Regions from separate parts of the Mus musculus genome. Here regions 2, 3, 4, 5 and 6 are each linked to region 1. A link is a loop called in an ENCODE intact Hi-C map of the cell type or tissue named here. Cell type or tissue: left cerebral cortex. All regions are shown on one strand. Links, peaks and the distances in the headings refer to the core of each region. The heading gives the core; the rest is flanking DNA. Region 1 overlaps Hs1bp3 (HCLS1 binding protein 3). Region 2 has its middle 35 kb from the start of Pum2. Region 3 overlaps Gm51967 (a long non-coding RNA gene). Region 4 overlaps 5033421B08Rik (a long non-coding RNA gene). Region 5 holds the start of Rhob (ras homolog family member B). Region 6 holds the start of Ttc32 (tetratricopeptide repeat domain 32).

Evidence for each region. Hi-C counts contacts between places; a loop is a spot of excess contacts. Peaks named below come from ENCODE experiments on the same cell type or tissue, not always from the same donor. Only the 100,000 strongest peaks of a DNase experiment are listed, where the experiment ranks them.
Region 2: it touches region 1 in a loop (2.6-fold over the local background); 6 of 42 quality-filtered maps call a loop at or near these places.
Region 3: a loop joins it to region 1, with 4 times the contacts of the local background. A loop is called at or near these places in 11 of 42 quality-filtered maps.
Region 4: a loop joins it to region 1, with 8 times the contacts of the local background. A loop is called at or near these places in 15 of 42 quality-filtered maps.
Region 5: a loop joins it to region 1, with 5 times the contacts of the local background. A loop is called at or near these places in 41 of 42 quality-filtered maps.
Region 6: it touches region 1 in a loop (5-fold over the local background); 10 of 42 quality-filtered maps call a loop at or near these places.

Annotation. Positions count from the first base shown.
Region 1 is chr12:8,324,251-8,329,414 of GRCm38, reverse strand. The region is part of intron 4 of Hs1bp3 (HCLS1 binding protein 3); the gene reads right to left. Among named protein-coding and RNA genes, the nearest start is that of Hs1bp3, 13 kb to the right of the region's middle. In left cerebral cortex, for the core only: CTCF peaks have their summits at 2,417 (motif pointing left) and 3,206; DNase peaks (open chromatin) are centred at 1,604, 2,395, 3,361 and 3,741; H3K4me3 peaks cover 256 bases; H3K27ac peaks cover 4,000 bases.
Region 2 is chr12:8,636,504-8,641,667 of GRCm38, reverse strand. No RefSeq gene overlaps it. Among named protein-coding and RNA genes, the nearest start is that of Pum2, 35 kb to the left of the region's middle. In left cerebral cortex, for the core only: CTCF peaks have their summits at 800 and 2,763 (motif pointing left); DNase peaks (open chromatin) are centred at 597, 819, 2,775 and 3,020; H3K4me3 peaks cover 1,040 bases; H3K27ac peaks cover 834 bases.
Region 3 is chr12:8,450,840-8,456,003 of GRCm38, reverse strand. It overlaps Gm51967 (a long non-coding RNA gene), which reads right to left. Exons shown (of 3, transcript XR_003950173.1): 3 at 4,580-4,918. Among named protein-coding and RNA genes, the nearest start is that of Gm51967, 4.5 kb to the right of the region's middle. In left cerebral cortex, for the core only: no CTCF peak of the experiment used is centred there; DNase peaks (open chromatin) are centred at 1,776, 2,511, 2,788, 4,058 and 1 more place; H3K27ac peaks cover 1,288 bases.
Region 4 is chr12:8,544,437-8,549,600 of GRCm38, reverse strand. All of the region lies in intron 2 of 5033421B08Rik (a long non-coding RNA gene), which reads right to left. It also overlaps a transcript of Slc7a15 not described here. Among named protein-coding and RNA genes, the nearest start is that of Slc7a15, 7.5 kb to the right of the region's middle. In left cerebral cortex, for the core only: CTCF peaks have their summits at 1,897 and 2,101 (motif pointing right); DNase peaks (open chromatin) are centred at 2,090 and 4,194; H3K27ac peaks cover 547 bases.
Region 5 is chr12:8,497,387-8,502,550 of GRCm38, reverse strand. It overlaps Rhob (ras homolog family member B), which reads left to right and starts at 2,542. Exons shown (of 1, transcript NM_007483.3): 1 at 2,542-4,890. The coding sequence starts at 2,919. The coding sequence ends at 3,509. In left cerebral cortex, for the core only: CTCF peaks have their summits at 2,571 and 3,880 (motif pointing left); DNase peaks (open chromatin) are centred at 2,851, 3,390, 3,828, 4,209 and 4 more places; H3K4me3 peaks cover 2,941 bases; H3K27ac peaks cover 3,863 bases.
Region 6 is chr12:9,027,806-9,032,969 of GRCm38, reverse strand. It overlaps Wdr35 (WD repeat domain 35), which reads right to left. Exons shown (of 27, transcript NM_001159527.1): 27 at 4,123-4,964. The coding sequence ends at 4,814. It overlaps Ttc32 (tetratricopeptide repeat domain 32), which reads right to left and starts at 2,973. Exons shown (of 3, transcript NM_029321.2): 1 at 2,774-2,973. The coding sequence starts at 2,913. In left cerebral cortex, for the core only: CTCF peaks have their summits at 2,540 and 2,788; DNase peaks (open chromatin) are centred at 2,800 and 2,960; H3K4me3 peaks cover 1,748 bases; H3K27ac peaks cover 1,090 bases.

The sequences.
Region 1 (5,164 bases), core at 771-4,770:
AGGAGGTGCCATCCAGGGACTCCCAGAAGCTAGGATCTGGCGCTGGGATTTGCTCAACAATAGGAGCTAACGCCCTCTATAGTTCATCTGAAGTGAAAGACGCATGAAGGCCTCAGGATGAGTACAAACTAGTTACAACATTTTACCAAGAACTCTGCATTCTTCCTTTTGGACTCTTGGGCCTAGACCCTTGGGGGCTTTGGTGGGAAGTGTAAAAGTTCTGAAACGCTAGACAGCCCCCACTCCTCCACCCCACTGGAGGTCCCTTTGCTTCGGAAACCCTAACTGTTCCATACCTGAAGACGCCACAGCTTGGAGTCAGCAAACTGCCCTCGGCCCACTTCAGAGCTGGGATGGGAATGCTGAACCCTTGAATCCCTTTGGGGGTGACCATACATCCTGGAGTTCCAGCCTCCCCGATGGCTTTCGAGCGATGCTACAAGAGGCCCCAGACTCTTCTAAAGTTATCTAGGGCCACTTTAGAGGACAAAGATCTAGTTTCCATGCCTGTTCAAATGAAGACAATTCTACTTGGGTATGGTCGTTGCATTAGGGGTCTGTGTGAGGCTTTCCTCGTGAACCTCTTGAAGCCTTTGCTAATCAAATAAAAAGGACAGAAACCACCGTGCTAACCATAGTCCCCAGAGTCCCTTCACTGAGGCTGGGCCAGGAGCAAAGGTACCTGGATGGGAAACACAGCAGAGATAACTGTACCCCTTGGTAAGTGTGGCTGAATGTTTTGACTCAGTCTCCCTTCCTACTTTGGGGCTAGCCATGACGTGGGACCATGGTGACTCTCCTAGGGAGCTCCACTATGGTATCCGGTCCTCAGAGAACCACTGCAGTAAAGACAGACAGCAGAGAGAGAGAGAGAGAGAGAGAGAGAGAGTGTCAAGGGGAGCAGGGGTGGGGAGACTAGGAGGACTGGGGATCCCTGTTCACCTGTGCACTGTGTAGGGCATCTCTCAGACTTCTGCATACTTTAGTGCCTGGAGTATCAGCATGACTCGCACACACAGACTCACTGAGAGGCCATGGTTCCACGCAGGGCCGAGGGGGCCTGGGAATCTGTATCCCCACCTGGTTCCAGGCTGAAACACAGCCCCTAACTGCTCTCTGCTGCAACGGAGTATCCAGCAAAGGCTTCCTCTCCTGGCTCAGAATCCAGGACAGGAGTTGAGAATATTGTTATTTACTTAGCAAGAGGCACCCAAGGAAGGCATTCCACAGTTGCTTGGAGGCAGGAGGGGGCAAGGCCCCAGAGATTCTAGATGCTGGGTTTGCAAATCCAGGAGGACTAGCGGGTGGTGGGTGGGTGGGTGTCTACGGGCAAAAACTGGAGGGTCATCCCAGAGCAGAAATTTCATCTAAATACAAAAAGCCATTTTTAGGTTCAACAGAAGTGGCTGCTTCATGGAAAAAATGAAACTAAATTTATATAAAACTAATGATAAAACAGTATCCAAGGAAAGGCCTTCTCCACTTGGGTGCCAGGCTCTCCCCTCTCTTTGAGAGCCTGAGAAACCAGTCTCACAGGCAGGGAAAAGAGCCAGCTGTGTTCTCTGTCACCAGCAAGCAGGCTGGAGAAGTAGCAGGAGGGGTGGAAGAGAAGAGGGACCTTCAACAGGGTAAATGTGTAGCCCCAAAGAGCTTTTATCATACTGTCCCCTGCAGAACCTTCAGGGGCCTTGTTCTGAGGCTATTATTTAGATGAAAAGTTCTATGGAATGATGACTCCGGACCCGTGAAGTTCCTCACATTATAGCCCACCACAACAAAAGCCCATGAAAGGTACCACAAGCCGGGGCTCACAGTGCAGTTTGCAGTGACTGGGCTGAGGGACTGGCTCAGAGTCTGGAGAGAGACCATTCCAAACTGTGGAGGCACAGACACGAAACAATCCCTTTGTTCAGGGAGAAGTAGAGAAGCGAAGGCTGCAGGAAATATCCCTGCTCCTGGGAGGGAAGGGACTCTCGCCAATCAGTCCCTAGGACCTGGGTAGTTTTGAGTTGTGTTGAAAATGTTTCTAGTGCAAGGCACGATTTTCTCAGAGCCACACAGACACTAAAATCGAGTTAAATACGGTAAGTATGTATGACAGAGAAAGGCGCCTGAGACAGAACATTAATTGGAATGGTGAAGTGAACGCTATGTCTAGAGTCCAGATGGCTCTGGGACAGGGTCAGCAAAAAAACCCAAAAAAACCCAAAAACCCAGAAAATAAGAAGCAATGCTGTTTCAATGGGCTAGAGTGGGGGCTTTTCTGTGCCCCATAACGGTATAACACAGCGGACTTTTCCCTAGTCAGAGGCAGGTTGAAGAGACAAAGGAAAGCCAGGCCCGGCAGACTCCGCTTTGTGCCAACTGCTCCCACCCTTGCAGACACTCCTGAAATGGAGCCCGAGCGCCCCCTTGTGGCCACAGCAGGGAATATGAGATGTGTGTATAGAGTTGCTGAGGAAATACAGACTACAAAGCTCTCGAGGATAAGAAGAATGCCCCAAAGGGTGAGGTGGGCAGCCCTTGTGTCTGAGTGGGAAACCTGACCTGCTCTGTCACATACCAGATGGATTTGTTTGTTTGTTTGTTTGTTTATTCATGTATGTATGTATGTATGTATGTATGTATGTATGTATGTATGTATGTTGACTTGACCCAAGCTAGAGTATCCTGAGAAGGGAACCTCAGCTGAGAAAAAGCCTCCTTCAGATTGCCTTCATGAAGTCTGTGGGGCATTTTCTTGATTAATGACTGAGGAGGGAGATCGCAGCCCACAGTGGCGGTGCCACAGGGGCGGTGCCACCTTTGGGTAGGTGGGCCTGGGTTGTGTAAGAAAGCAAACCGAGCAAGCCAGGAGGTGCAATTCAGTGAGTAGCGTTCTTCCCTGCTCTGTGCTTTAGTTCTTGTCTCTCATCCCTCAGGGATGAACCTGAAGCGTAAGCCAAGTAAAGACAGCCTTTCTTCCCTGAGTTGCTTTCACCCGTGGCCTTTATCACAGTGGTAGAAAGCAAACCACACCACCAGGCTTTGGCCGAGTCCCCGCTTGGGCGAATCTTTTGATGGCCCTATGTGTAAGGGCCCCACCCTACCTCTTGCCACATTGCTGAAAGATGCCTGCAGTGGCCTCAAGCCCTGGTGCTGCCACTTGGGGTTATATGAACGAGCTCAAGCCATCTGACTCTCAGAGGCTCCAGTGTCCTACCACAGAAAACAAAAGCAATGCCCAGTGTCAGCCTCCAGGGCTCCCTTTCCCAAGCGGCTCCGGCAATGGGCCCAGAAAGCCATTTGGCACATTATGAATCTTTTCACAAATGAGGCCCGAGAGGAGCCATGAGCACGGAGTGCACTCAGCGAGCTTCCCTGTGCTCTCGTACCTCGCCTGGTCCCACACGAAGCACATACACATGTCCTGACGCATACCGCACTTACTGCGGGTCACAGCCCATTTCAGAAGTGCAAGTCTCAGAGGTAGCATGAGCTCCCAAGCAAACACCAGTTAGCTCAGTTCCTGGCACTGAAAAAGCTCTCGAAAAACATTACTTATTATGCCTGACAGAGCCGATAATACCAACTGGGTGTCACATGGGTCCTTAAAAAAAAAATCTGGCAGGAAGGGGAGTCCGCTTGGTGCTGTGTTCCCGGAATCCAGGAGCCAGGGGCCCCCCAAGAGCACAGAGCTTGCTGCAGGTGGTCCCAGGCTGGCTGTCAGGCACCTAAGACCTCCGCCCCGTCCCCACCCGCAACTCTGCCACTAGAGAAAGAAATTCAAGGCAGCACTTGGCAGCCAGGAGCAGTTTCCTACCCAAAAAAGGAGCCACTTGGCTAACTCTGTTGTTCAGCCAAAGGCTGGTGCAGCCTCAGAAGTCCATTTCAGTTTGTCACTACTCATGGTTACTTAGAACCACAGATGGCATGAGTGCAAACAAGGCCTTATGGCAGGGCCCCAGGGCTGGGCGAGGCCGATAAGGGGTGGGCATTATAGGTGTCTCCCCATGTCACCCTGGGACCCTTACTGCCTGACCCTTGGGGACCAGACCCTCACTGGCTGGAGAGTACCGGGAGGCCACGGATTCCTGTGGGCCTGCGGCAGCCGCTGTGCCTGCCTGGGCAGCTTTGGCCAGTGTGAGGCCTCTGTGGTGACCTCAAGATTCTGCAGCCCATGGCTCACATATCACACTGGGGGAAGACCCGTGCTGAGCGGGCACCGATTTGGGGGACTTCATTTGGTATGTCATTACACTGAACACGCCTCTGTCCGATTCTTCGGCGGCTCTAGTTTCAGGCAGGCCTTTCCTGTCTGTATACTGGGGACAGCAGTAAATTCCTAAGACCCATTTGTCACGGTGCTGAGGACAGTGCCCTGGCCCGTGGTGGTCAGGTTCTGCTGAAAGTAGAGTCTATGACGACAGCTAATGCTAACATCTATGCACATCAGATGATCCTCCCTGGACTGCTCCAGGAAGCAGGTACTTCCAAGAGCCCGCTCATTTACTGAAGAAAACTGAAGATGCAGATAGCCAGGAGCCTTGGCGACCAAAGGATGGAACTAGAACTCAGGTCCCAGCAGAAAGCCCTCAAACTCAGTGCCAATCTAGTACCGTTCCCCGCCTCCAACTGATGCTTACAGGCAAGGAACAGATGAGGCTCAGCATGGGAAGTACAATACCATGCCTAGCACAGAAAATATCAGTTGCTCGTTGCTTGAGCCAAGAAGGAACAAAAGTATTCTGGGATGACTGAGTAGCCGATTTCCATTAGGGAAGCCATTGCGTTCTCAGCTCATTGCTTCCACTGGAGGGGCTATGGCAGGAGATGCCTGCCTCTGCATCTCCTCCTCCAGCCTGTGCCCTGTCCCCATGGCCAGCACAGGGAGATCCATGCCGCCCACCCGCGCTCAGGAGCGTCCGTCTAATTGGCGGGATGCCTCCTAGAGGAGTAAAGCCAAGGGTGCTTATACCCATGTTCATGGAGGTCTCCAATTGTCCCGCAGGAGCTGAAGGAAGTCCTGCCTTACAGATGGTGAAGCATGCTCTGGGGGCAAACAAGTCACTTGCCACTCTGCAAGGAGAAGCCGGGTCCCAATGGCAGCAGACTGGGCCCAGCAGTCTGTGCTACCGAGCTATCGTGGGGTTAACTCTGTGGAGTTAGCCATAGATGGGGGATA
Region 2 (5,164 bases), core at 457-4,456, 310 kb before region 1:
GTACAGGACGGGTTCTCGTGTGTCTCAGGTGATTTTTATAAGATTTATTCATCTATCTCGCGTCTATGTGAGCTCACTATAGCTGCACAGGGTGTGAGCCTGCGTGGGGGTCTCTGGGAATCGAGTGACAGGACCTCTGAGCGCTCCGGCCTCGCCCCAGACATTTAGAGTTTTTTGGGGGGTGTCAGGGTTTTGCTGCTTTTTTAAAGAGTAGTGTTTAGTGCTCTTGAGTATTTTTATTTAAAATGCTAGGGTTTTATTTTTGGGGTTTAAGAGTTTTAGGGTCTCCAGGCAGGGGTGGCACACGCTTTTCATCCCAGCAGCACTTGGGACGAGGCAGAGGCAGTGGATCTCTGAGTTCGAGGTCAACCTGGGCTACAGCGTGAGCTCCCACACGATAAGCACACGAGACTTTTTTTATTTTATATAAAAATCACGGCCGCCCGCCCTTGTCTTTGCAGACGCGGATCTCTCTGCGGGGGGCGGGGGGGGGCGGTTTCAGTCTCTGGGGCTGTCAGTCACGGTCGGGCGGGCGGGACTTCTGGCGCTGTTCCCTGCTCCTGGAAACAGTGAGTGGGGAAGCTTCCCGATTGGAAGCTGCTGCCGTCAATCACAGCGGAGTGGGCGGGACTTCCCGCCACAGACCAGCACTCTCAAGCAGAGCGCGTGCACAGACCCGAGCCTCCTGTTTTCCCGCCGCTGCCACCCGAAAACGGCCCGCCAGGGTCTCTCCGCCGCCGCCGTGAGCGCCGCTGTCCCGGGGACAGCGGATTGGAAGCAGGCAGTCACTGGCCGTGGACAGGAAGTCTCTCTCCCGCCATCTCAGGTCAGTGCAGTGGCGGGCATGTCCCTGCCTCAGCCTCGAGGCATGCTGGGAGTTGTAGTTCTGTTCCGGCTTTGGGTCCTCTGAGCCTCGCCCCCTTTTTCTTTTTTTTTTTTTTTTCGAGACTGGGTTGATTTTTTTGTTTTTTGTTTTTTGTTTTTGTTTTCTTTTTCATGGGACTAGACTTTATTTATTTAATTTATTTATTTTTATTAGATATTTTCTTTATATACATTTCAAATGCTATCCGGAAAGTTTTCTATACCCTCCCTCTGCCCTGCTCCCCTACCTTCCCACTCCCGGTTCTTCCCTGTATTGGGGTATATAAAGTTTGCAATACCAAGGGGCCTCTCTTCCCAGTGATGGCCGACTAGGCCATCTTCTGCTACATATGCAGCTGGAGATATGAGCTCTGGGGGTACTGGTTAGTTCTATTGTTGTTCCACCTATAGGGGTGCAGACCCCTTCAGCTCCTTGGGTGCTTACTCTAGCTTCTTCATTGGGGGCCCTGTGTTCCATCTTATAGATGACTGTGAGCATCCACTTCTGTATTTGCCATGCACTGACATAGCCTCATATAAGACAGCTATAACAGGGTCCTTTCAGCAAAATCTATCAGGCATTGTGCAATAGTGTTTGGGTTTGGTGGCTGATTGTGGGATGGATCCCCAGGTGGGGTAGTCTCTGGATGGTCCATCCTTTCGTCTTAGCGCCAAACTTTGTCTCTGTAACTCCTTTTAGTATTTTGTTCCCAATCTAAGGAGAAATGAAGTATCCACCCATTGGTCTTCCCTCTGCTTGATTTTCTTGTGTTTTGCAAATTGTATCTTGGGTGTTCTATGTTTCTGGGCTAATATCCACTTATCAGTGAGTGCCTACCTAATGACTTCTTTTGTGATTGGGTTACCTCACTAAGGATGATATCCTCCAGATACATCCATTTGTCCAAGACTTTCATAAATCCATTGTTTTTAATAGCTGAGTAATACTCCATTGTGTACATGTACCACATTTTCTGTATCCATTCTTCTGTTGAGGGACATCTGGGTTCTTTCCAGCTTCTGGCTATTATAAATAAGGCTGCTATGAACATAGTGGAGCATGTGTTCTTATTACCAGTTGGAACTTCTTCTGGGTATATGCCCAGGAGAGGCATTGCTGGATCTACCGGCAGTACTATGTCCAATTTTCTGAGGATCTTCCAGACTGACTTCCAGAGTGCTTGTACAAGCTTGCAATCCCACCAACAATGGAGGAGTGTTCCTCTTTCTCCACATCCTCGCCAGCATCTGCTGTCACCTGAATTTTTGATCTTAGCCATTCTGACTGGTGTGAGGTGGAATCTCAGGGTTGTTTTGATTTGCATTTCCCTGATGATTAAGGATGTTGAACACCTTTTCAGGTGCTTCTCAGCCATTCGATATTCCTCAGGTGAGAATTCTTTGTTTAGCTCTGAACCCCATTTTTTAATGGGATTATTTGAATTTCTGGAGTCTAGCTTCTTGAGCTCTTTGTATATATTGGATATTAGTCCCCTATCAAAAGAAAAATCCTTTTTTTTTCTTTCTTTTTTGTTTTTTTTTTTTTTTTTGAGACTGGGTTGTTATTTTTTCTAATTATTTTTTATTTTTAATTTTTGAATGTTTAATATTTATTTATTTATCCATCTATCTATTTCTCTATATTTTGGTTTTTTTAAGATTTATTTATTATTATATCTAACTACACTCTAGCTGTCTTCAGATGCACCAGAAGAGGGGTGTCAGATCTCTTTATGGATGGTTGTGAGCCACCATGTGGTTGCTGGGATTTGAACTCAGGACTTCAGAAGAGCAGTCAGTGCTCTTAACCACTGAGCCATCTCACCAGTCCATAATGTTGGTTTTCCCCATACTTGGTGTCTCTGGGCTTAACCCTGAGACAGATGCTCTGGCCTGCCACCTGGTGGCGAAAGGTTGTCACTGCAATGCTCCCCTTTTTGTGAGAAAGAGAGAGAGAGAGAGAGAGAGAGAGAGAGAGTGTGTGTGTGTGTGTGTGTGTGTGTGTGTTTGTTTTTTGTTTTTGTTTTTTCTTGAGGCAGGGTTTCTCTGTATAGCCCTACTGTCCTAGAACTCACTCTGTAGACCAGGCTGGCCTTTAACTCAGAAATTCCGCCTGCCTCTGCCTCCCAAGTGCTGGGATGAAAGGCGTGGGCCACCACCGCCCAGCTGAGTTTTTTTTCTGATTGGTGAGCACAGCTGAGTGGGCGGAGCTGGTGATTGACAGGCAGATTGAGAGGGTGGCTACATCACCATGTCATCCCCCTGCCTCAGCTTCGTCCTTACTCAAGGGAATCCCCCTGCCTCAGTGTCACACCTGCTTTCATCCCTTCCCGCCCCCCTGCGCTGCCAACATAAAAAACTGACCACAGGTTTTAGGCACCGCGGTGTGCTGCTGCTATATATGTGTACATGTGAGGGAAGGAAGTATTTTAGTGGATCCCACAGTTAAGAGACTTAATTGTAAAGACTTTAGATTTTAAAAGATATTGGATATTTTTAGAGGATTGAACTTTTAATATGTAAAGATTGTGGGACTTTTTAAGAACTAAGGGTTGAGGCTTACTAGGGATGTGTTTGTGTGTCAAGTTGACAAGGGGTCAATTGTATTGGCTGGTTTTGTGTGTCAACTTGACACAGGCTGGAGTTGTCACAGAGAGAGGAGCTTCAGCTGAGGAAATGCCTCCATGAGATCCAGCTGTAAGGCATTTTCTCAATTAGTGATCAAGGGGGAAAGGCCCCTTGTGGGTGGGACCATCTCTGGGCTGGTAATCTTGGCTTCTATAAGAGAGCAGGCTGAGCAAGCCAGGGGAGGCAAGCCAGTAAAGAACATCCCTCCATGGCCTGTGCATCAGCTCCTGCTTCCTGACCTGCTTGAGTTCCAGTCCTGACTTCCTTTGGTGATGAACAGCAATGTGAAAGACTAAGCTGAATAAAACCTTTCTTCTCCAAGTGCTTCTTGGTCATGTTTGTGCAGGAATATAAAATGGAAAACAGGGTGTTAGGGGTCAGCAGACACCAAGCGAGACACAGTATATAAGGATGCGATAACACTAAGGAACGTAATATATAACATGATAATAATATATAGTACAACATATGCTTTTATAACAATTTTTCACATTTAAAATAATAATGATAATAATAGTAATAATAATAATATTTTAAATTTTAACTTCAAATTTATATTTTTCTGGATGGCTGCGTCCGCGGTCCAGAGTTTGTACTTCTGAATACTTTTTAAAAAGTTTTTTTATATAATAAAAGTGATCTGTAACGTGTGATAATATGTAGTGTATGTAACATGAAGGACAGTATATTACAATATAATAGCAGAAAATATATAATATATAATGTGTATATATACATGAGTAATATATAATAAAATATATATTTAAAAATGATATATAATATAACATATATCTAATATATAATAAAATAATTTTATACAAGATAAGTCCAAGCAAGGCCCACTGCACAGCACAGCGGTTCCCAACACCTGGTGCCTCGGCCTCGATGCTCTGTACGACTCAGGCAGGTTTGCCTACTCCAAAACCATACCGACGCTGAGAAACAACAAAAACAGGAAGAAAATCCTGATGTTACGGCCACTTCCAGTTATGATACGGTCACTTCTGGTCATGCTGTAGCCACTTCCTGTGACGACACGGTCACTTCCAGTCCCTTCTGGTCATGGTGTGGTCGCTTCATGTGACAACATGGTCACTTCCGGTCAGGGTATAATCACTTCCTGTCACTGTGCAGCCACTTCCTATCCCAGTATTCTCATGTCTGGTCATGGTATGGCCACGTCCTGTCACGGTGGAGTCACTTCCTGAATCTATATTATGTCTATGGATTATAATGTATGGTTTATAGGTAAACATTTGTCTTTTTATATTTATCAGTTTTTATACAAACCCTTAAACTTACACATACATTCACATATGTTCACTTATATATTGAAATTTATGTATATATCATATATTTATCAATATTAATATACATATTGCATATATATATCTATAATATATTAGATATAATGTAAATAACATAAATAGTTTAAGTATATATTTATGTTTATGTATATATTAGATATAATTATCTTATATAATGTATATATAACAATATATATAATTATATATGATATATATTAAAGTATGTAATATATTATATGTTTAATTTATATACATTTTATATTTATAAATATTTTTATATAAATATATATGAAATATGTTTCATATACTATAAATATATATTTATAATTAATGAAATTAAAATATATAAAATATGTATAAATATA
Region 3 (5,164 bases), core at 808-4,807, 130 kb before region 1:
CTTGTCCGAGAAGAATGAGGAGTATGTGTCTGTCTCTTATTCCCTACCTCACCCCACCTATGCCTAAACACACAGACCAGACATTGGGCCCTAAGGAGAAAGGTGCAGAGACATGGGAGAGTATTCTGTTCCCGAGGCTCAGGCGCCTGAACCTGTACCAGTCTTGGGAGCTTCACCCTGCTTCTTAACCATTTATCCACTACAACTATGTCACTCTATCAACAAACCATCTGACACCAGCCTTCAGGGAGTCTGTTCTCTGCCATTCATTCACACACATTTTTAAATAAATACACATCTATTTTTTTTAAGAAGTCCATGCCCCCATTAATGCTTTAGTTAGCATATTTTAATTTAATTTATCATGACATTTTCCTACATGAACATAAATGTATTTGAATCCTATTGACCTCTCCAGCTATCACTCTCTCTCATCCTCTCCTCTCCCAACAGTCTCCTTCACCACAAACCAACTCCACTCTACTTTCTTATCTTGGTGACCCAGGGGGTTTTATTTTTCTCTCCCTTCCTTCTCTTCTTCTCTCCTTCACTCCCCAAAGCCCTCATCACTTAAAAGAATTTTGGTTCAGATTCGAGTCCCAAAATGTAGTTCTGCTTTTCATCTTTACCAACACCCCACCCCCACACTTCAGGACCCAGCTTCTCACTGAACAACTGGGCAAAGTGCTCTTGAAAACTCAGGTGTTGGCTCTGGCTTCAACAGAGCCTGAGACACTCAGGCCTCTTTGTAAGTCCCTGCCTCTCCCCAGAGTCCTCTGCTACCCTTTGCCATCGCTGGTTAAACCCAGGAGAGTTCTCACAGCCATCTCCAAGGAGGCTCTGGGGCCTTCATGCTGGGAAAGCTCACCCTGGATTAGCTATGAGTGTTGTCAGACTCTCAGGTAAGCCAAGGGCCTAGCTAAGGATTGCTACCCCAAGAGGCAGGGGGGGTGGGAGGGGGTGGGATGGGGGTGAGGGTGGGATGGGGGAGTGGGTGGGGGTGGGGTGGAAAAAGAGAGAATTTGGGACTCAGGACTAACTATCAGAGAGGCTGATGAATAATGAGGCATTAATTTTTCGTTAGTGGAAACTAATTACACTCTGCTTGGGTAAAGTGGGAGCCAAGCTGCCTGTGTTCTGTTCGAAGCAACTGAACAAGCTGTCCTTGCCATCAAGGCTGAGGCTCTGGGGTGCATGTGGGTGGCTGAATAAGAGCTTTCAACATGCTCTCTCTACAGTAGAGCAGAAACCCCCAGGTCTCAAATCCCAGCAGAGAAGACAACACACAAATCTGTGGGTAGCTGTCTAGAGCATGCAGGCAGGTCTGAGATAGCTAGATCACGGGACCAGATCCAGCCCTGTAAACCTTGGCTAGTCTCCATACTCCAAACTGAGCAAGTGTTTGTCTGCCTGCAGAACACTCACAGCTAAGCACGTGGGCCCTGGCATGGCAACTCCTGTTGGGCTTAAGGGTCACTCTGTGTGGGTTCTTGGCATTTGTTGGGAATTGGACTTAGAGAAGAAGTTGAAGACTCTGGTCTGGCAGTAAGCAAGAGACAGGACACAGTTTGGGCTCATGCTAGAGGTTCCTGGGTGTGTATGGTGCACAGACGGGCTCTACCCACCTTGGGATGGACAGTTTTCAGCTTTGACAGCAAGCACTGATTACATGAAACTTATCAAAGTTCAACACTCTCGTACTGTAAAAGATCTATGGTAACCTGGTGTGGTGGCTCTGTCATCCCAGAATGCAGGAAGTTGGAGGACTGCCACTGTTAGCAGTCAGCCTGGTTACATAGTGAGTATCAGGACAGCCTGGGCTACAGAGAAAGAATGTATATTCTAAAGTGGAGCTGGGGTTTGCTGAGCGAAGACCAACCACACACAGGGAGAAAGTCTTTATAGGCCACAGGTATTAGCAAGGAATAGAGTCTAGAAATGTGTCTGATGTCCAACAGATAAACAGCAAGCAATCCAGTTGTAAAGTGGCTAAAAGGCGCAGGAGAGACGACCCAGAGATAGGAGGTGAGCATGTGAAAAGATGGCTATTATTATCTTCTCAGGAGATGATAATGATATCATCAGGAATGTTAAAGCACAGTGGGATGTAATTACCTGCCTGTCAGAATAGCTACAATGGCACAGAGTGATGACAATCTCAGGGCAAAGCTGGCCAGTGGTGGCACATGCCTTTAATCCTAGCACTTGGGAGGCAGGGGCAGGAGTTTAAGGCCAGCTTGGTCTACAGAGCAAGTTCTAGGACAGCTGAGGTTACATAGAAAGACCCTGTCTCAAAAAACCCCAAACCTAAACCAACCAACCAACCAACCAAACAAACAAACAAAAGACAGACGCAGGGCTGGAAAGAGTACCTGGTTCCTGGCCAGGGCTGTTCTGAAGTCAGGCCTGGGAGGCTCAGTCCCCACCGTGGACTCATCCATTGTACACTGCCTGCTGCCACCAGCCTTGGCCATCTTCTATCAACCGCCACCCACGGTGTAGAGCCAGCTGGCCAGGGTCAGGCTGCTCTTGGCTTGGTTAGGAAGCTAAGCCCTGCTTCTTTTCTCTGGACAGCTCAGAACAAACTGTTACCAAAGTCCATTATTTTGAACTTCTAAGTCTGGTAACTTAGTCCAGGGCTGTAAGGGAGTCAAGCCGACTGCTTCCTTTTCTCTGTGCTATTTAAGAAATAAACCAGGCAATTTGAAACAGATAAAAGTTTTAAAAGAATTAATCTTCTAAACTGTTTCCAACTTAATGTACTAACAGCAGTTGCTATTTATATGCTTGGCTCTGTGCTAGGCCCCATGCCAAGAACTTTTTGTGAATCATTTAATTGAATTTTTACAACCTTAAATGTTAGGTTACTCCTTTTTCAGAGATGAGAAAACAGGTTCAGAAAGGTTAAGTGATTTGTCTGAGATCACACAGCTAGGAGATGGCATGACCACAGCCACAGCCACAGCCAGAGTCTCTCCCACTGCCTCTCAGCAGAGTCAGTGGAAACCTCTTGGCTCACACCGTCAAGTGCCAGGGTCACAGTTGTTGATTCAGGACCCGGCTAGTGCCAGAACATCACATCTCAGTGAGTGGCATTATTCTACTGGTCGGAACCTACTTGCATGCACTTTACTAAATGCAAAGGATGGTGGGAAATGTGGCCCTACTGTGTGCCTGGGAACAGGAAATGGTTAACATGTAGTTGTTGGGATTCAGACCTGGGACAAACAGAAGGTACATATTTTACATACCAAGGAGGACCTGGCCTCCAGGTTCTCCCAGCATCCCTCAGTCCCTACCCTTTACAGGACATACCCTGACCCTCTTGCCCTGACCTTTCCAGCCCAGAGGCTGGGCTTCCTCTTCCCTCAGAGGGTCTTTCCTGTATAAACCAGAGATTTGGGGCTTATTCCTTTCTCTCCCTCTCTCTGCATTTTCTCTCTCCCTGTGTGTTCACTCTCTTTCTCTCTCTCTTTCCCCTTTCTTTTGTCTTCCTCTCCATGGTGACTTCCCTGTCCCTTTTCTTTGAGAGCTGCTTCCCAATAAACCTGCCTTTGCATGCTCTAATCCGGCTTGAGCTGGCTCATTTCATCAGTGCAGACTAATTTATCAGTAGTAGTGCCTCACCCAAGTCTATCTGAATGGACATTAACACACCACTCATGCACACACACAGTACACTCAAGCATACTCGAGTGCACAGCACACACACACCCCCACCCCCTACCCCCCTTATCTGTGTAAATGTGTATGGACTGAGGTGTGCCATGGTGTGTGTGTGGAGGTCAGAGGGTAATTTCTGTGAGTTGTTTCTCTTCTTCAGTAGACTATGTGAGCCTGAGTTCACCCCTGCCCAGGGCTAGCCAAGGGCACTCAAGTTCAGCTGAGCAGCAGAGACCTCCACAGCCTAGACAGTGGGTCAGGAGCTCCTGGCTGCTGCCTCTTGGGCCTCTGCCTTCCTGACCTGCCAAGTCAGCCCATCTTGTAGACAACTCGCAAGCTCCAAAACAGCAGGAATTTGCACTGATTCAATTAAGCAATTAGCCTCAGAGCAGCAGGAGATGCCTGGACTAACTCCTTCTGCAGACAGAGCAGGACTGCAGCCTTACATTCCTGATCTCGGCTCCTCCACAGGCAGCTACAGTTTCCCACAGCCATGATTCCCTCCTTGTGTGCCTGAGATGCCGGTATGCCTTAGAGGAGTTTTACATTTTACCCTCGTTCCAGGAAGAAAGGCCAGTCTGAATCTGCAGTCAGTGGGCACAAAGAGCCCTGTGGAGGATGCACCCCCATTGTCAGGAGGGGAACTCAGCACAGAGACTTTCATGTAGATGGGCACTGGCCTCTTCCTAGGGCATAGGATAGCCTTTGCCATTCAGGAAACTTCTCTGTGCTCTCTTGTTCAGACAGAAACAGAAGCAGAGCGATGTGAGACTCCATCGAGAGACTCAGCAGAGTAGGGGCCAGGACTGAAAGCCCAGCAGAAACCTCTTTTGTGTATCCTACCCACCACACACACTCTTCCCAAGAGGAGAACCCCTAAAGTCTCTCCAAGGCACTTAGGCAAATGCAAGGCCCCGCCTTGATGCAGTGTGAGGTAAAGAAAGGCTCTCTGGGGACTCACTGTTGTTCTAGAGGCTGAGGTGCTCTCTTCTGTTTCCCTGGCCCTGGTCAGATGGCCCACGTGGTCCTGTCCCGAACGAGGCCCAGCAGCAGCCCATAGGCTGGACCTCCCTTCATGTTAGGGACAGAAAGGCAGGCTCCGAACCCATTCCTCACAGGTCATCCGATGGTCGGAGCAGATGAGAGGTCAACAGATGTCTGAGATACGCATGTGCCTGGGTCACCTTCTGCTTGTGGCTACGAACTGGGCTGGGCAAAGAGACCATGTGTAAAAGTCTTCACAGGACTTCTCTGTCTGGATCAGACAAAAGAGGTGAAAAGCTACATGACTCCCAGCAGAGGATCAGTGGGGGCTTCCCTTCTTAAAGCTGCCTAGTTTGGAGGGCTCCTGAACTTCTTCTGAGTCCTGCCGGGAGCAGGGGTCCTGCAAGCTGGAGCAGGGACAAGACTCTGAAGCATCATGCAGTGCTAATGAGGCAGAGATGACTCGGCAGCCAGCCGGCCTGGTAAGCACCAGGGCACTTTGCCACTTGCAAGCTGA
Region 4 (5,164 bases), core at 462-4,461, 220 kb before region 1:
GGAAAAACAACCTCAGCAACTCTAGCCCCTCCCATTCCATTTCAGGAGCACGCACTCTCAGCCACTGGGGTTGTATTTCTTCCCCAGTGGCTGTCTACATTTTGGTTCCGGTCAACCCTTGTTCTGACTCTTGATGGGCCTCAATTTGACTTTTAGGTTGATTAGTATATAGGGTGACACCTGAGATTTTTGTGGACTTAAATCATGCAGTTCAAACAATTTTTCTCAGTTACTTCTAGGTTTTATTATTTGTATTGAATTCTAGCAATTTTTTTCCTGGCAACTACTGACTTTTTTCTTTTTAATTTGTTAATATTACACACACACACATGCACACACACACACACACACACACACACACATACACACACACACACACTCACATGCACTCACACCAAGGGTATTTTGAGATAAGGTCTTGCTGTGTAGGTAAGATTGGCCTTGATCTGATCCTCTTATCTTGGGTCCCTGGAGATTACAGGCACTTGTTGCTATAAACAGATTAACCTTTCTTTTCTTTGCTTCTCTCTCTCTCTCTCTCTCTCTCTCTCTCTCTCTCTCCCCACCCCCCTCTGGTGTGATGTGTATATTCTGTTGGGAATCTAACCTAGAACTTCATCACACTGTTATATTTCATATTGTGGTAAATAATGTGAATAAGCTTTCTGAAAGTTAGATGCCATTGCATTAGCGAGACAAACCTTTGTCTTGATAAAATTAGATAAATACACTGTTGGATTTCATTTTTAATGCTATGTTAAGAAATTATATGGGGCTAGACAGTGGTGGCACACATCTTTAATCCCAGCACTTGGGAGGCAGAGGCACATGGATCTCTGAGCTTGAGGACAGGCTGGTCTATAGAGTGAGTTCCAGGACAGCCAGGGCTACACAGAGAAACCTTGTCTCAACAAAACAAACAAACAAAAAACCAAAATGAATCAACAACAACAACAGCCCCAAAAAGAAGGAACAAAAACAATTATGTTTTTATATTTATAAATGAGGGTTTTGGGTTTTAGTTGTATGTGTGTGTGTGTGTGTGTGTGTATGTGTGTGTTTGTTGTTGTTGTTTTGTGGCAGGGTCCCATGGAGCTCAGTCATTGGATAAAGACTTCGTTAAGAAGACAGGGAAAATAACTTTGGGGAAGTGCCTCTCTGCCCCAGGGGAAACCAACAGCTTCGAACTCTTTTCTAGCCAGAACTTCACCCTTGGAGCACAAGATTTCTCATTCCCAAGGCTGCCCCTGATGACCCATGCCAGGGTCTCCCATATCAAGGAAACCTGGGGGGCTTCCAGGGCAGGAGAGGGACTGAGGAGGGCCATGAGCTCTAGATTGAATATGCTGAGGTGGCAGTGTTTGAGGAGCTGGCAGACGGGCATCAGTCAGCAGCTGAACAGATAGGTCTGAAGCCCCAAGGTGGATGTTCTCCACCTTCCTAAAGCTGAGACCCTTTAATTCTTCATGAAACGTGACCCCGAGCATAAAATTATTTTTGTTGCTTCTTCATAACAGTAATTTTGTTACTATTATGAGTAATAATGTAAATATCCAATATGCAGGATATCTCACATGGGACCCCTGTGAAAGGATCATTTGACCCAACCCCCAAAGCGGTAGAGACTCTCAGGTTGAGAATTGCTGCTCTAGAGAGAGGTCAGGGACAGAAATATAGATCTAGCAAACAAAACAGAAACAAAACAAACAAAATCCCACAATGGTGCAATGGCAGCCAGAAGAATTGATGGGATTTGGAATCAAGAGAAATTGACATCTGAGGTGACCAGCAGGCAGCTCCTCTAGAGGTACAGATAGGTTGGAACAAGCAAGAACCCGCAAGTTCACGAATTTCCAGCCTGGCCAGAGCTTGGTCAGGGCGGGTGAGGGTGTTGGTCACCGCCCAAGATGATGAACTCCAGGGACTAAGGCACGGTGAGAAGCCTGGCTGCGGGGGAGAAGCAGGATAGGCCCAGGAATGGGAATGTTGACGACCGGATGTCTCCAGCCTTCTTTGCAACCCATCTCTTGTGCTCTCCTCCATCTGTCTGATCCCTCTATGTCCACTAGAGGGCGACATCTCACAGCCTCGGTTCCAGCAGTCACGCAGAGTCAGTTTGTTAGCTGCCCTCTTGTGGGGATCAAGGAAATGCTGAACTTCTGGGGCCTCTTCCCTCCCAGGACTCTCCTGTTGTTATAGCGACCTATGTGGCAGGAGATTTTGTGTTTAGGAAAGGGGGTAGAAAAGCAGTTTCCCTCTTTCTGCCTTCTAAATTGAGAAACACTGCAGGCAGTTATTTCTGCCTGACAGGAAGATGGGACCTTCTCAGTGCCTGTGATTGGACAATCACTTTCTCGGGCTCTTCAGGGCTGAGGGCCGCGAAACTCAAGAGATAGGAGTTAAGTGATTTGTAGCCAGAATATCTTACAATGCTCTAGTCTATTTATTTTTAGGAAAGGTTTCTCTAGCCTTGGGCAGCCTGGAACTCACTATGAAAATCAGGCTGGCCTTGAACTCACAGAGATCAATTTGCCTCCATTTGCCATCCCCCACCCCACCCCCTTTAATAGACTCTCAAATATCCCAGGCCTGGCTACGAACTCACTGTGACCTTGAACTTCTGATCCTCCTGTCTCTACCTCTCAAGTGTTGGAACAATAGATACTGGCCATTGGCAGTTTATCCCACGCTAGAGATGTAAACTTGTGCCTGCTAGCTAGGTGCTCTACCAATTTAGCTATAGCCCGACTCGGTGTCCGGGACATTTCTGAAAGGAGTTCACCGTGATGCAGAGTCTCAAAAGCCCAACTCCTTCCCACGAGCTGCTCCATGCCACTTCACCAGGGGACTTGTGGGCCAGGTAACTTCTGAAAGGCCCTTTGTGACCAGAGGCCACAGCAGAGGTATCTGAGTAGTCAGGACCATTTCTGAAGGCACAGTCAGGGCCAGAGTGGCTGAATTTCCCAAGTGAGTAAGACAGAAGTGGCAGAATCTGGTTGGGAGGTCGTGTGTGAAGAAAATCCTAGAACAATGCTTTGGGAAGCTCAGCGTATGAACAGATAGCATGACCGTGTGTGGTTACGTGGAAAGGTTTTTACTGCAGCCATGAGAAAGAACAAGCAGAGGCACCTGGGAGAGTCCAGACAGAGAAAGGAGTAGACCAGCAGACTGGACCTAGTCATGAGAGAAGCAGGAGTCAGGTAGACAGAGAGACAGAGACAGAACAATGGAGTAGAGAAAGGAGAAGGAGGGAGACAGAGCGAGGGAGGGAGACTGGGAGAGCAAAATAGAGAAAAGGCATGGCAGGATTATAAGGAGAATGAATAGTTTGGTGGGAAGGAGCCCATGAGCTGCATGGTTTAGAGGAGGGGAGGAGAGGAGGAAGGGAGGAGTGCTAGGGTGCCAGCCAGTGTGGACTCTGAAATGTGTATCAGGTACTTGTGATACTGAAGGGGCCTGGAGGCCAGCATTTTGCAAACAAGCACCAGGGATAGCCGTTTGCTCTTCTGCCTTTTGGAATCTGAGGAAATGGAGTTTCCTTTGGACCTGACAACTTGTTGAAGGCCTCAGCAGCAGCCTCTCCCTACCCCCACCATAGCCACACAGCCGTGGTCCACTCAGGGAAGGATTGCCCTGTTTGTGCTTAGAGAGCAAGCCCCTGGACAGGGGGTCTGAGGAGGGGTCCAGGGACTTTGATACAAGTCACTGGCTTCAACAGCATCCTGGACATTCTTTCCCCAGGGCCCCAGGTTTGGATGGCCTTAATCTTGCCATAGGGGATGTGCTTGGTGGCTGTCTGGAATGTCAGTGTGCTGCCAGGAGAAGGGCAGTGTGGTGCCTTTCCTGCGGGCAGTCAGCTGAAGCTCCCGGCTGCATGGCTATGGCTGAAGTCTGGGTTTGGATATTAGGAACAGTGAGGGCAAGCATGCTTCACAGAAGGAAGACTACTAAGGCCCACCTGTAAAGTCTGCCAGTCACTGAATGGCAATTAAGGGTGGGGGTGAGGGGGTATGTGACATCTAGAGTCCAGGTGGCAAGGGTCATTATTGAGTTGAGAGATCCCAGATATAAAACAGTGTCCTTTGTCCTTCTCACTAAGACTTTTCATCCCTGTACTGCTACACAGTCACCCAGGGCCCAGTTGCCTGGATACAGTTTTGGGGAGAATCTTGGAGGAACATTTCAGCACCCTCACTTAGCTGTGTAGGGAGGCTGCTGAGTCACCACCACTCAGAGCGGGCTGGTGTTATAATCAAGTCTCTGACTTGCTCCCCTCTGCTGTGCTTTGAGCTTCAGGTCACCACAGTTAAGAAGATAGCGTTGGGTCAGTTCATCTTCAGGAATCTGCCAGCATTGTGGGTGCTCAGCATGGGATACATCGTGATTCCTGTTTGGGTTAATGTTTAGCTATTGTACTGTAGATTTAAAAAATGCATTTTAAAACAGTGTCTCGTGTATCCCCTGCATTGCAATTTTGGGCACTGAGTGACTATCACTTCCTGGTATAAGTCAAGGCAGCTACCGGTGTTCTCTAGAAAAGTCACTGCCTGGTTTGGCTCTGTACTTATTGAGCTGGGGAGCAGTTGACTGACATTTGGAGCAGGAAAGCCTACTCCAAGAGCAGCATAAAGCATCCCCAGGGGATGGAGAGATGGCTCAGCGGTTAAGAGCACCAACTGCTCTTCCAAAGGTCCTGAGTTCAAATCCTAGCAACCACATGGTGGCTCACAACCATCCGTAATAAGATCTGGTGCCCTCTTCTGGGGTGTCTGAAGACAGCTACAGTGTACTTACATGTAATAAATAAATAGATCTTAAAAAACATAAGTAAAGCATCGCTGGGCCTTTGGGCTAGTAGGGAGAGCCAGGGAAGTGTGCGCTTCCCGCTGCTCGACTTAGGGAAAGTGAGGAAGACTGGCTTTGAAACGGACAGAATGCAGCAGCATGGCGTTCGGACAGGTGGCTTTGCTTAGCTTTGCTCTGGGAGGTAAAGTCTCAAGTATACCAGGTTGGCCTTGAGCCACTAGGAAGCTGAGGATGACCTTGAACTTTTAACCCTCCTCTGTTCCTTCCACCTTCTTATGCTGCTTCTCCTGGGTGCTTTTGTGTGATGCTGGGGAATGAAATCCAAGTCTCTGCAAAGACAGGCGAACGCCCAAGTAGT
Region 5 (5,164 bases), core at 529-4,528, 170 kb before region 1:
GAGACAGGGTTTCTCTGTATAGTCTTGGCTGTCCTGGAACTCACTCTGTAGACCAGGCTGGCTTTGAACTCAGAAATCCACCTGTCTCTGCCTCCCAAGTGCTGGGATTAAAGGCGTGCGCCACCACCGCCCGGCTTCATGCACTGAATGTTAATAACTCTTGGAGAATTAAATCTAGTCATTGCCTTGCAGTGACAGTGCACTTTGAAGGGTGTGGGGCCTGACAAGGGGATACTATAAAACTCATCAGCAAGTTTGGAAAAGTTAATGCTATAAGCAGTGAGCTAGGTCTTTGAGGCCGCCAGTCCTGTTTTGAGAGAACGCCGTTTCGATTCTTCTCCTTCTTTACTTCGGCATAACTTGCCCACTTTGTATTTTTAGCAATTACTTCGATATAGAGATTTGAGCTTGGAACACCCCGTATGATACGTCTGGAAATCAGGAAGCCGGTGGCCGTAATCCTGCTTCCTGGTTCTTTGTATTTAAGTCTTTGAAAGAAGCACACGGGACAAAGCTCTGGTTTATATTTTCTTAATATTTAAAGCTGAAGGACATAGCCAAGATTCCCAAGCTATATTAAGACCACGGAGAGCAGAGCTAATAACACAGCAATCAAAAGGTTTAACTACGAGGAGAAAAATATGTGTAGATAAGATTTTTCCCCTAAAAGGCATGTGTGGGGTGTGTGTGTGCGTGTGTGTGTGTGTGTGTGTGTGTGTGTGCAAAGTGACTTCCTCAACCAATGACAAACCAAACCATGTGACAGTTCCTTAGGTCTGAAAAACTAAAGCAGAGAAAAACAGAGACTGGGCCCTGCAGTGGGGATAATCCAGAATGCAGGGAACACAGCTCTCCCCCACTGATGGAACACTATGGCTTGATCATATCTGTCCAGATACACAGAAACTGTAACATGGGGATTATATGTGAAAACATTGGCTGCTTGTGTTTGGTCTGATTATAGCAGGATCTGATGTTAAGAACTAAAAAGTTCCACTTTTGAAAAACTGGGTTAGCTCCCAAAGTCATTTACCCCTCCCCGTTGTTTTCTCTCTCTGTCTCATTTGGTTGCCCAGACTGCCTAGACTTGGAAGGCCAACCCCTGTGCGTCCTGTGTGGCTGGGTCTACAGGTGGGCAGGCCTACCACTGCACGGACCATTTTTACTGCTTCTTTAGGGCCCAGCATAGTGCTAGGTCTTCATGATGCTCAGGTGGGAGGAAATCCTGGCCCTCGGACAACTCACAGTCCAGAGAGAGAGACAAAGAAATGGGTCATAAGGTCATCATGACATGGTCACTGAGAAAGCTTTCTCTTAGCTGGTACCCCTAGCCTAGCCCTCCATGAGGACCCCACGCAGCAATGTTAAGCCATTTCCCCACTTTCTTTCCTCCTTTTTCTTTGTTCAGTTTCTCTTGGGGGCGGGGTAAGGCCCTCTTTGACGCCCTTTGCAGCTTTCTGTCTTTCCTATTTCTTACAGTGGACTGGCTTAAATCCTTTAAGATAGGAAGAGGTGTCATCTCCTGCAGGAAGTGGTAATTCACGAGTTAAGACCTGGTGTGTATGAAGAAACTCCATCCTCTGTACAGAAACCGTGTGCCCACCGGCAAGTTCCCTGCGAGGCCGCATGCCTGCTTTCCCAGCTTGAAGCTTTTCATCTGCTCCATGAGAGTTGTTGGGATAGATGGGTTTCCTTGCACAGTGTACTTCAAGCAGTTCTCTGGCTTTAGGGCGAGAATCAGATGTAATGTGGTAGGACTGGGTGAAGGTTGCCTGCCCAAGCTGGGTGCTTTCTTTTTCAGCGGAGTGCCCTGCACCTCGCTTTCCTTTGTCCTACAGCTGTGTGTCTCCTAGATTCCTCCCCTTATCTTCTTCACCCGGAGACCTAAGTGTGGGCCTTGAAGAGAAAGCCGAGAGGGGACTCACCCAGGCCCACACAATTTACTGTTAGCCTTTCTCAGTGAAAAGGCTGCCCTGGGTAAGTGTCAGAATTCGGCCCAGAGCACACGAGGGGTTAGTTATCTAAACAAAGTTAAGAAAGAACGAAACCCTTGGCTAGGTAACAAAACCGTGCACCGGTGTCTGTTTAAGTGAAAACAAAACCACGTTAAAGGCGCCGCCCCTCCCCCATGCTTGATCACCCGTAGTTCGCTCGGAAGCTAGATAAAGCTGAAGCCCTGGGAGCAGCCAACGCCCCACAAGAGTGTAGCTCGTCTCGGAACTGCCCACCCAGACCCGGAGGGCTCCAGGCTGCCTGCTCCACGATGTCGCACTCAGAGAGGCTGCGACGAAGGCGGGGACCCGGCGGCCACACAACCCCACGGGGCGGGTCGCCGCGCAGACTCCACAGTCAACGCCTCTCCCAGCCCCGCGGACAGGGCAGTCAATCAAGCTAAGGCGAACCCGCCTTCGGACTGCAGCGGGCGACCAATCGGAGCCAAGCTCCGCAGCGATGAGCTCAGCCCTATGGCTTCCCATTGGGTGGCTATATTAAGAAAGTGGCCGGACTCTTTAAATAGCGGGCGCTAGGGCCGCAGCCCGCATCTGCCACCGCAGTTCGGTTGTCGTCGTCTGCGCCCCTGTACCCTAGGTCTAGAGTGAACCCGCCCCGGGAAAGAAGCTAGGCCGGGTCCGCAGCATCAGCCATCACTTCGCACAAAGCAGCGCAGCTCCGGGACCGCCGAGGACCACAGCGGCGCGGCAGCGGCGCGGCGACACTCAGTGCACCGTATGCCCCTGCGCCCCTGCCGAGGCAACCGGAGCGCCCCGAGAGACCGCGCCGCCGCGGGGTCCAGGTGCAGTTAGCGAGCCTAGCCCGCAGCGCGCAGTCGCGGGAGAGCGGGGAGCGGCAAGCAACAGGGAGCGGGACGGCGGCGAGGCGCTCGCGGGCCCCTCCTGCTGCCCGCGCCCGGCGAGCTCATGGCGGCCATCCGCAAGAAGCTGGTGGTGGTGGGCGACGGCGCGTGCGGCAAGACGTGCCTGCTGATCGTGTTCAGTAAAGACGAATTCCCCGAGGTGTACGTGCCCACCGTGTTCGAGAACTATGTGGCGGACATCGAGGTGGACGGCAAGCAGGTGGAGCTGGCGCTGTGGGACACGGCAGGCCAGGAGGACTACGATCGTTTACGGCCGCTCTCCTATCCGGACACCGACGTCATCCTTATGTGCTTCTCGGTGGACAGCCCGGACTCTCTCGAGAACATCCCCGAGAAGTGGGTGCCCGAGGTAAAGCACTTCTGCCCCAATGTGCCCATCATCCTGGTGGCCAACAAAAAAGACCTGCGCAGCGACGAGCATGTCCGCACGGAGCTGGCCCGCATGAAGCAGGAGCCAGTGCGCACGGATGACGGCCGCGCCATGGCGGTGCGCATCCAAGCCTATGACTACCTCGAGTGCTCGGCCAAGACCAAGGAGGGCGTGCGCGAGGTTTTTGAGACGGCCACGCGCGCCGCGCTGCAGAAGCGCTACGGATCCCAGAATGGCTGCATCAACTGCTGCAAGGTGCTATGAGGGACGCGTCCTGCCTCACGCCCTTGCCAGCGTGGCTCCCCCTCCTTGGCCCGGTCGCCCACGAACCGGGAGAAAGGGAGACCCATGCCCCCAAGGACACCACCAGACTGCCTGACATCTGCTGGTGGCTCTGGCTGGTCACGCTGAGAATTAGCGTGGGCACCGAGCTCCCCCTTCCCAGTGTCTGTGTGTGTCCAGCTGTGTGGCACAGGCCTGGGCACCCTGCTGAGTGCCAAGGGGTTCCTGAGCATCCTTTTCTAAAGAGCCAGGCCTCAAAGTGTGGTTGTGTGTGTGTACGACTCCCTACACCCCACCCGACTCCTGCCCCACCCCCGCCTCTGGTTTCCCCAGGGGCACGCAGAGTGGTTGCGCCCCCAGCAGGTTTGCTTGTAACCAGCAAGCCACTACTGTTGCTCCATGTCTGTAACATAGACCCCTGGAATGGCGGGAGGGGAGGGCTGGGGGGAGGATGGGGCTGTTACATAAATACAGATTTTATTTTCGGAGGCAGAATGGTATTGTTTAGTGGTGTGTGGGGCGACCAGGGCCCAGAGCAGCTCCTTTCCCAGGCTGGGTCAGGCGCCCACCCATCCAAGCATGAACTGGACTTGGCCATCTTTCCACACCCTGGGGAAGACATTTGCAACTGACTTGGGGTCGAGAGGAAGCAGCTCAGACAGTGTCTCCTGGGCCAACCCCCAGCGAACCTCCGGCAGAGGATCCAGGGTGTGCAGTGGGGTCACTTTTGCCATAAGCGAACTTTGTGCCTGTCCTACAAATGAACATTGTTCAGCTCAAGAGACTATTGTTACTGAATTTATTTAAACGCTGAAGCTTTTTGTTGTTGATGAAAGAGTTCTTTGCACAATTGTCCCATTGTTTGACACCCAGTGTACTTGTCATTTGCATAAGACAGCATTCTGACCACACTTGTATGCTGTAACCTCATCTACTTCTGATGGTTTTTTTAAAACTATGATGACTCTAAGATTACAAAAACAACTAACTTTTGCTTTGTTTTCTTGAAAAAAAAATGTCAACAGTGTGAATTTTTTCTTTAAATTTGTGTAGCATACGCAGTTTTGGTAAAGGAAGGCAACAGGTATTGGGGTCTATTTAAACCCCCCCTCCCACAAGACAAGTCTCTTCTGTGTGAAATTTTCTGTACGTTCCATGTGCAGAGAAAAGCCTCCCCCCTCTCCCCCCCGCCAGCCCAGTGGTACTTCTAAATTGTCTTGTTTTGTTTTTGTTTTATTTTTTTTAAATAAACTGACAGATGACAAATGGTGAACTTATGATGTTTACATAAGAGTTCTATAAGCTGTGTATACAGATTTTTATGTAAAATATTAAAAGACTATGATCATGACATTTATAAACAGCTCCTGTGGCTTAATAGTGTCAGAAGATGTCTGAATTGGGGGTAAGGGAAGAGTTCTTGTGGAGGTCCTTTCTGGCAGTAACTGCAGCCTCTCTATAGTAGTAAATATGGCCATGAGCCTGGCACCTTTTAGGGGCTGGGTGACCCTGAGAGGCCAGGTTATTCCTGTCAGATTCCCGGAGGAGGCTAAGCTTGTCGTCCATCAGACACCCAGAGTGTACTAATTATTGTGAATTTAGTCCCATTAGGTGAGGACAAAGGTCTTGGTTTGACT
Region 6 (5,164 bases), core at 399-4,398, 700 kb before region 1:
TTTAAAAAAATAAAATGAAACTTTCAAAGACATGTGTAAGGGGAACCGTGGAACTGGTAGACTTCACGTTTTGAACTCTACCAGAGAAAGGTGCAAGGGATGCAAGGGATGCTGAAACTGCAGCGTGGGCTTGCAGCCAGGCTGCAAGTCTAGGGCAGAGATTACCTCGCTGTGGTGGACATGGGTTCCTGGGCTGACATGCGCAAATGAGAAAGAAGCAGCAGCTCATGTACCATCCACATACCTACTGCTAATTGTTCCTGAAACTTCCTAAAGAAGCCCATTAGAGCCTAAAGGAGAGTAGAAAGGCAGTCTCCTGTGTTTGCTAGCCTTTTTATCAGGAGTGGTGGTGGAAATGAGAGAGAGATGGTAACATCACTCGACCATCTATGTGGAATTTTCTATTAGCAAATGTCAGCAGAGTGATCAGCCACAAACAGGATGCCAATCAACACCCTTCTCCCACCCCCAAGGCTCAGGGAAATGAGAAGAGCCTGGGGCTGGGGCAAAAACCAAGAGACAGTGTCTTCCGGGCATTGCAGGGGCACTGTGCTCATAAACTCACAGCTATGGTTGCCTGCACAGGACCTGCACGAGATCAAGTCAGTAAACACTCCATGGAGCTGGGTGGGAGTGGGTATCCTAGAGGAGCTACGAACAGTTAAGGGCATCTGAGGAAGGGAGGGAGAGTTAGCTTTCTTAAGTCTAAGTGCTGCTCTGTGGTGTCACAGTGCTCCACTGTGGTGTCACAGTGCTAAACTGTGGTGTCACATGCTCTAATGTGTTTTCACAGTGCTCCACTGTGTTGTTTCATGCTCCAAGTTGGTGTCACTGTGCTCCACTGTGGTATCACATTGCTCCACTGTGCTGTCACAGTGCTGCACTTGGTATGTCAAACCAAGTATGGCCCTGGTAGGTCAAACACCCTCCTGTATGGCCACATATCTATGAATAACTGGGGCAGCACAACATGGGATTTGGTAACTTTAAAAAAAAAAGGGGGGGGAAGGGAAGTGGGGGTAGAGGCGAGAGGAATTAAGGTGAGTAGTGGGAGGTGAGGATTATCAAAGACAAAAACACTTTATTAAAAAAAAAGAAATTTCTGTTAACTTTTATGATAATGTAGTACTAAAATGAAAAAGCAATTTTGCCTCTCTGGCTTAATTCCATTTAAGTCTTACAAACAAATAGTCTTCTGTATTAGATCTCATGCAAAGACAAGCTTGCAGTCTACTATAAAGATCTTCCAGGTCCAGTACTACAGCTTGTAATCTCAGCACTTGGGAGGCAGAGGCAGGTGGATCTCTGCATTCAAGGGCAGCCTGGTATGTAGAGGGAGTTTCATGACAGCTGGGGCTACACAAAGAGAGAGAGAGAGAGAGAGAGAGAGAGAGAGAGAGAGAGAGAGAGAGAAATTCCCAGTTTCTCTGTTTCTCTGTGTTCACTCCACACATTACATAAGCGCAACAAAGGCAAATCTTGAAGTAACTAATGCTACATGTGCAGGCATTAGCACAGAAGATAGCCAGGCTGTGAATATCACAAAGAGTAAAAGACTTCACTCTATTACAGTGGAATTGTGAACCTGCAGAGTTGGATCGATTCTCCCGGTTTAACGACCAATTCACAACCAATACAGAGACATTGGGACAAACAATACGGAGGGGCTAAGAGTAAGACTCCCTGATAAGCAGATGTATCAAGAGAGGAGCTGAGACTAGATAATAAATATAGTGAACTGCCAACCTGACCTGCTTCTTCCTGACCCGGCTGACCGGAAACAAAAACCCGGCAGCCTAAAAAGGCTTTTCTACTTTTTTTTCACCAATAGAGCCCCCCACCCCACCCCACCCCCGCTGATGGCTCTGCTATGCTACTACTACACAAGTTCAAAGCTGGATCGGACATGCTTAGGGCTCTGTGCTCAAACTGACCAACCCTCAGTTCCTTAAACCCTCAAAGGAGTGGATCTGCGGGTTCCTGAAATCCTCTTCCGCTTTGCCGAGGGTTTTATCTGTTTGCCCACTCAAGTTTTCTCACCCCTAGGAAACCTTTCCTCATTAGCGGATTCTCTCATAAGCTGTACTTAGTCGTGGCACCCTCCTCCTCCTCCACCACCTCCTCCTCCTCCGCTGCTACCTGCCTGGCTTGAGAGTTTTACTGCCTTTTAATTCCTTAACTGGCAGAAAACAGAATGCAACCAAGACCCCTAAATGTCAAAATTTTTATAATTATCAGATTTTGGCTCGACATACAACCCCGTTTTCTAAAGACTCAAAGCGTAGTGGGAATAGAGGGGTCAGAGTGCACATCTTGATAAGCTGCTCGAACTCAAATATCAAAGTAACAAAGAACTGTACTGGGCAATAAACGTTTCATCGCTGGCTTGATATTCTACAGAAAGGACTCTTGTGATGTTCTAGCGGTGTCACATTAACAACCCTTAACTTCAGGAGTGTGCTGTGACGTCGTGGTAAACACTAACGGGACAGCTGGGTGCAGCGACTGTGCTTAGCTTAAGCGGGTGCTGAACCGGAACCTTCGCGTCCGGAACACAAAGGCGTCGCTGTGGTTCCGAGGACGACCACCTTCCCTGCCCAGAACAGCGGCTTCCTGCCGCCTGGGCCTCTGCGGAGACCAAGGCGTCCCCTCCCCGAAGGACAGGGCTCGGAGGGGATCTTTTCTGGGGAAACCAAGCGGCAGCCCAGGACTCCGCGGTCCGCGCGTGGCTCGGGGACCACCCACGCGCCCAGCCCGCTCTCGCGATAGTTACCTCCCGTGACGCGCGCACTGGCCAATGAAGGCGGAGTACAGCTCCCGGGCCTCGGCAAACTCGCCCCTGGAGAAGCGAGCCTGCGCCGTGGCCAGGGCGGCCGAGCTCTCTCCGCCCTCTCGGCCTGGCCGCAAGGCCATGACCGCCTCACCCGGGTGGAAGCGGAACCACAGCTACCGCTCACGGGACTTCGTTGGCTAAAGGAAAAGGACGTTTGTCCTGTTTGAAGACCCGTAGTATCGCGAGACAACTGGTAGCGCCTGACGCCGTTCGCGGGAAATTAAGAGAATTTAAATCTTTGTGACATGTGTATACATAATTAGATTAGATTAGATTAGATTAGATTAGATTAGATTAGATTAGATTAGATTAGATTAGATTAGATTAGATTAGATTAGATTAGATTAGATTAGATTAGATGGATGATAGATAGACAGACAGACAGTGCCCATGGCCGGGCGGTGGTGGTGCGCATATATCCAGGCAGAATGCTGTATACATAGTAAATAAAGAAGTCTTTAAAAAATTTTTTTTTAGAAAATAATTATAGAAGCAGACAGTAGAGGGCAACATAATATTGCTGTTTTCATTTTAGATACCCAAAATAAGCGTCTAGAGCTATGGCAACAGAGTTAATATTCTGTTACTTTGAAACAAATTTGTCCATGTTTCTGAGTGTGAACTTTCTGTAGTCTCTATGGTAACAATTCTCTGCCACTTCAGTCACTGTATATTTTCCTAAAAAGACTTAGCTTTTTCTCCCATGTGATATATATTCTGTGTATGTCTCTGTGTGTGTCCGAGGATGTGTCTGTGGATGTGAAGACAATGCAAATGCCACATTTCCCTACATTATAGTGGAAGGAAACATGGGATAAACGTCCTTTTTTCCCTTCAGAATTTGTTTTCATGTTTATTTCAAATAATGTCTCAGAAAAACTTTTGATCTGAGCTCTGAGAATAAAGAAAAGTGATTTGTTTTGTTTTTTCGAGACACGGTTTCTCTGTGTAGCCCTGGCTGTCCTGGAACCCACTCTGTAGACTAGGCTGGCCTCGAACTCAGAAATCTCCCTGCCTCTGCCTCCCAAGTGCTGGGATTAAAAGCATGTGCCACCACTGCCCGGTCAGAAAAGTGATCTTAAAGTACATTTCAGCAAAATATAATGAGCTGTGTATGGCAGATGAGAGAGGTCGGCAGTGCCTGTGCAGGTACACTGCTTACCAGAATGCTGGGACCGGCCACATTAGTGCATGCTGTGGCTGCTGGGGTCACATTTAGGCCACTAGAGTACTCTGAACCATGGCATAGCTCGGGATAAGCTTGATGATAACTACAGCATTACTCAAAATCAGTTAATTCATGTTTATTACAAAGAAAAGAGACCAAATGCTTCCTCTTGAATGAGGCTTGTAGTCTTTAAAACTTCAAATAATAAAAAGTCTTAAAATGCCATTTCCTCATTTATGAACATACAGAAATTTAACCTTAAGTAGAAACAGAGCTCATGTCCTAAGCCGCTGCTGAGCCTCCCTGAACCCAGGTCATGTCTGTTCTCTGCTTCAAGGCAGCCCCTCCTACCCTCTGCCATCCCCAGCTACCTCCCAAGGGGTCTCTAACCAACTGGTAACCTTGGCAAGAGAGAACTAGTTCTGTGGTAATTTGCCACAAACTATAAGTTATATAAATGGTAAATGAACAGACAGGAACTACAAAAAAATTAGTTCACACCTGTAAATCTTATGTGAAAAGAATCAAACTGTCTCTTGGTTGCACTGTGATGTATGGATTATCTTTTTTTTCCAGTACTGACAGTGGACCCAGGACCTGCGCAGGCTTGGAACGCATGCTACCACTGAGCACATGCCAGCCCTCCCTTTACTTTTATTTTCTTTTGTAATATATATTTTATACAAAAATACAACTAGCAGATGATGAGGTGATTTTCCTATGAATCCTTAGGAAATCAAGCTCTACGACACAGTCGGGTGCAGAGAAGCGTGTGTGCTTCCAGCACTGTACAACTGAGAGTCTTCTTTCCTTTATTCTACCGAGCTGTGGCATAAAGGGCAAAAGTTGTAGTTGCTGATCTCCTGGGCGAGGACGTAGTGCTTGCAGACTTTGCACACCCAGAACTGATACTCGATGATTGGGCTGCCAGTGGCGATACAGGTCGGCAGTTTGCCTTCCCCGCTGTAAAAATAAGAGAGAAAACAATTAGACGTGAAAATACGTGATTGGTCTGTCTACTCTACTCTAAATACTCAAGAATGAAAATTTCCAAGTCAAATTTCAAATAAAATACTTTTAAAAGTTTTTCTCATAAAAACTTTTCTTTAAATGAATATAGCTTTACTACACTCATGTAGGATAATAATATTAATCAATTTTAA